2 separate regions of the Homo sapiens genome follow, and region 1 is linked to region 2. A link is an interaction called in ENCODE POLR2A ChIA-PET data of the cell type or tissue named here. Cell type or tissue: OCI-LY7. All regions are shown on one strand.

Region 1 (2,500 bases), 350 kb after region 2:
CAGTCCTTTCACGGTCTTTTTTTTTTTTTTTTTTTTTTTTTTTTTTTGAGATAGAGTCTTGCTCAGCTGCCCAGGCTGGAGTGCAGTGGCATGATCTCATCTTGGCTCACTGCAACCTCTGCCACTCGGGTTCAAGTGATTCTCCTGCCCCAGCCTCCCGAGTAGCTGGGACTGCAGGTGCGTGCCACCATGCCCAGCTAATTTCTGTATTTTTAGTAGAGACGGGGTGTCAGACAGGGTGTCACTGTATTTTTAGTAGAGACAGGGTGTTGGCCAGGATGGTCTCAAAATCTTGACCTCATGATCCGCCTGCCTTGGCCTCCCAAAGTGCTGGGATTACAGGCTTTCACAGTCTTTAACAATTTTTGAGATTCTTATAGAAGGTGTAGAGGCTTCAGGCTGGGCACGGTGGCTCACGCCTGTAATCCCAGCATTTTAGGAGGCTGAGGCAGGCGGATCACGAGGTCAAGAGATCAAGACCATCCTGGTTAACACGGTGAAACCCCGTCTCTACTAAAAATACAAAAAATTAGCCGGGCCTGGTGGCGGGTGCCTGTAGTCCCAGCTACTAGGGAGGCTGAGGCAGGAGAATGGCGTGAACCCGGGAGGTAGAGCTTGCAGTGAGCTGAGATCATGTCACTGCACTCCAGCCTGGGTGACAGAGCTAGACTCCGTCTCAAAAAAAAAAAGATGTAGAGGCTTCAAGACTTCAAGCCTGGTTATAATGTGGCAAAGCACTTCTGGAGTTTTAGTGATCACCCAAGTTAATCTTAGATATTACAGTCTAAAGACACCACACACACACACACACACACACACACACACACACTCGAGCATGGTTTCATACAAAATCCCATTGAGAGGGTAAAAGTTGAAATTGATTTCCTCGAGATTCACATACGAGCTTCCATGGACTCCAAGCTGCAACCCAATAAGCTAGGGCACTCCTTCATTTAGAGCTTCCCAAGACACAGCACCATCTACTGGGGCAAGAGTTTATGAATATAAATTGTGGCAGGGCTCAAAAGAGAATTTTTTTTTTTTTTTTGAGTGGAATCTCACTCTGTTGCCAGGCTGGAGTGCAGTGGCATGATCTTGGCTCACTGCAACCTCTGCCTCCTGGGTTCAAGCGATTCTCCTGCCTCAGCCTCATGAGTAGCTGGGACTACAGGCGCCCACCACCATGCCCGGCTAATTTCTGTATTTTTAATAGAGACAGGGTTTCACCATGTCGGCCAGGATGGTCTCGATCTCTTGACGTAGTGACCCCTCCACCTTGGCCTCCCAAAGTGTTGGGCTTACAGGCGTGATCCACTGTACCCGGCCCAAAAGATAATTTTTAAAAACATTTTCATTGTAAAATACGTATTAAAAAGGATATAAAAATCTATGTGTCCAGTTTAAAAGAAAAATAATAAAAGGAATTCCCATACTTGCTGCCCAGCTGAAGGAATGGAAAAGTTCCCTGTGGTCTCCTCCATCATCACACCCAGTTAGCCACTACTATACTGAATTATATATTAACCATCCCCTTGTTTTCATTATAGCTTCAATATGCTTATGTTCTATACACATTTTTGCCTGTGTTTTTAAATTAAGAAAAAGATGTCTCCAGCAGTGGTCTGATATAGAAAAAAATAAAAAATGAAAATGAAAGATGTATTTACTTTCAAATTAAATAAGAAAAAAGGTGTGTTTTTAGAAAGGATTAAGTAGCTCATTTACCTCAAATCCCCCGGTTTTCTTATGTGTGTTCTGAACCATACATTCACATCCTTGCCTATGAGTTTATGAATATTATCGGCCAGCTAGTAGATGGGGCTATAGCCTATGCTTCCATCTTTGGGCTCCTTAAAATAGGGACTATGCCCTATATTCACTCAGTGTTACCTATGATACCTAGATTCCATCTATCTGTCTATCTCTTCATTCAGTTGTAATTCAAAATAATGGACTGATGAATACACAATGAAAATCTAGACATGTTTTTGTGTGGGTATTTTTTTTTGGTCTATTTTTTAACTTAGTAGAAATGGAATCACAGTGCCTGTATCATTCTGTAACTTACTTCTTTTTTTTTTTTTTTTTTTGAGACGGAGTCTTGCTCTGTTGCCCAGGCTGGAGTGCAGTGGTGTGATCTCGGCTCACTGCAAGCTCTGCCTCCCAGGTTCATGCCAGTGTCCTGCCTCAGCCTCCCAAGTAGCTGGGACTACAGGCACCTGCCACCATGCCCGGCTAATTTTTTGTGTTTTTTAGTAGAGACGGGGTTTCACCGTGTTAGCCAGGAGGTCTCAATCTCCTGACCTTGTGATCCACCCACCTCGGCCTCCCAAAGTGCTGGGATTACAGGCGTGAGCCACTGCGCCCACCCTTTTTTTTTTTTTTTTGTAATGGGGTCTCACTCTATCGCCCAGGCTGGAGTACAGTGGTGCAATCTCGGCTCACTGCAACCTCTGCCTCCTGGACTCAAGCAATCCTCATCCTCCCACCTCAGCCTCCC
Region 2 (2,500 bases):
ATCACACCAGCTATTGTAACACATTGTAACAGGGTCAATTTAAGATAAAGAATTGTTTACTAGGTCCAAAACAAAAAAGAATTGTTAACTTCAACTTGGAAAGTGAAATGACAAAGAGAACACTGAGGTATCACTGAGGCAGCAACTGCAGGAAACAGCTACTCCTCCTCCCAGGACTGTGGGAACAAAGGGAAAAAGGTGGGATTATTCATTTAGGGAGGAGGGATCCATGGCTTTAATGATAAGAAACAAACTAGTATGACATGCAAAGTCCTCGTGGTCTGTCCCCTGCTTTCTTTCTGGCTTCCTCTGTAGTCACAGCACCGGCTTCCTCATCCTCAGCCCAGGCTGAGCCACTCTGCTCTCACCACTCCATGCTTTTTACACGTGCAGCTGCTGCCTGGAATACTGTTCTTCACCCTTTTTCCTGGTAACTCACCATTCATTCACAAGACTTTGCTGACCGCTGCCCCACTTCAGGCTGAGTTCAGTAGCCCCCTTTCTTTTCTTTTCTTTTCTTTTTTTATTTTTTTGAGACGGAGTTTCACTCTTGTTGCCCAGGCTGGAGTGCAATGGCACAATCTCAGCTCACTGCAACCTCCACCTCCTGGGTTCAAGCGATTCTCCTGCCTCAGCCTCCTGAGTAGCTGGGATTACAGGCAAATGCCACCACACCTGGCTAATTTTTTGTATATTTTAGTAGAGACAGGGTTTCACCATGTTGGTCAGGCTGGTCTCGAACTCCCGACCTCAGGTGATCTGCTCACCTCAGCCTCCCCAAGTGCTAGGATTACAGGCATGAGCCACCGTGCCCAGCCTCAGTGGCCCCCTTTCTTTTATTTTTTTGAGACAAGGTCTTGCTCTGTCACCCAGGCTAGGTGCAGTGGCACGATCTCAACTCACTGCAGCCTCAACCTCCCGGGCTCAAGCAATGCTCCCATGACAGCCTCCCAAGTAGCCAGGACTACAGGCACGTGTCACCATGCCCAGCAAATATGTAAATGTTTTGTAGAGACGGGGTTTCACCATGTTGCCCAGGGTGGTCTTGAACTCCTAGACTTAAGCCATCCACCTGCCTCGGCCTCCGAAAGTGCTGGGATTACAAGTGTGAGCCACCGTGCCCAGCCTCAGTGGCCCCCTTTCTTAAGGGCACCCATAACATGCTGGTCATATCACTACCACATCACACTGTATCATCATTGTCAGTTTAGTCATCTACGAGCTCCATGGGACAGGACAGGGGCAGTCCCTTTTTTCTCTTTGCCCCTCCAGTTTTCAGTATTGGCAGGTACCATGCACTCATTACATTGTTGAGTATTAAAATCAAACCCATGTTGCCTCTCATATAAATAAATAGTATTCTCCTGCCTGATTTCCCCACCAAATCCAACCTTCCTAAGGGCCAGCTCTGGTCCTATCTCTCTAATAATCAAAAAATCTTCAGTGGCTCCCCATTGTCTGTGGCATAAAGTCCAAACTCCTTAGCATGCCATGTCTGGTGTTGTCTCTGACCTTGCTATCTAGGCTTATTGCCCCCTACACCCCTGCATGCACCACCCCTGCCAGGCTCCTCCCATGCCAGGCCACTCTATTTCCTCAGCACCTTGGACTCTGTCCCTCTGGATCAGAGTTCACTCTGTTACCTTCACCTGGAATACCTTTTGGGGCTACCTTTCCCTGTTGCAATTCTCACCAACCTTCAGGGCCTGGTTCCTAGACCATCTGCCTCAAGAATCCTTCCTGCATCCTCCTGAAGCAGTGGAGGATCAAGTCTCGAATGTTGAACAGGACCTTTATATCCCTATGGGGTCGGTCTAGCTTCTACTCACTAGTCTCACCTTCTCTCTTCCCACTCACCTCTTTGCTCTGTCTGCCCTAGAATGCTGGCCTTCTCTGGGCTCCTGACATGTGCCAGGCTGTTCCATGCTGCTCAGCCATTGTGCATGCTGTTCCTTCTGTCTGGAAGGCTGTCCTGCTCACCCTTCACCCACCTCACTTTCCTGACCCCAGACCATGTGAGCGCTCTCTATTGGCATTCTGTGTGTGACCTTTTATTCAGTTGTGTCTCCCGGCTCTGCTGGACTCTATACTGCATGAAAGAAGAGACTGTGTGTATCTTTTTAATTATTATTATTATTATTATTTTAAACGGAGTTTCGCTCTTGTTGTGCAGGCCAGAGTGCAATGACGCGATCTCGGCTCACCACAACCTCTGTCTAACAGGTTCAAGTGATTCTCCTGCCTCAGCCTCCTGAGTAGCTGGGATTACAGGCATGCGCCAGCACACCCAGCTAATTTTGTATTTTTAGTAGAGACGGGGGTTTCTCCATGCTGGTCAGGCTGGTCTCGAACTCCTGACCTCAGGTGATCCGCCCGCCTCAGCCTCCCAAAGTACTGGGATTACAGGCATGAGCCACTGCAGCTGGCTACTTTTTATTATTTTTATTTTTTGAGATAGATTCTCGCTCTGTCACCCAGGCTGGAGTGCCGTGGAACAAAT

What was found. Peaks named below come from ENCODE experiments on the same cell type or tissue, not always from the same donor. Only the 100,000 strongest peaks of a DNase experiment are listed, where the experiment ranks them.
Region 1: POLR2A ChIA-PET joins it to region 2 with 5 read pairs; 2 of 35 experiments call an interaction of 5 or more read pairs at or near these places.

The regions. Positions count from the first base shown.
Region 1 is chr14:74,876,998-74,879,497 of GRCh38, reverse strand. No RefSeq gene overlaps it. Among named protein-coding and RNA genes, the nearest start is that of PROX2, 2.1 kb to the right of the region's middle. In OCI-LY7, a CTCF peak has its summit at 982 (motif pointing left); a DNase peak (open chromatin) is centred at 967.
Region 2 is chr14:75,226,049-75,228,548 of GRCh38, reverse strand. No RefSeq gene overlaps it. Among named protein-coding and RNA genes, the nearest start is that of TMED10, 51 kb to the right of the region's middle. In OCI-LY7, no CTCF peak of the experiment used is centred here; no DNase peak of the experiment used is centred here.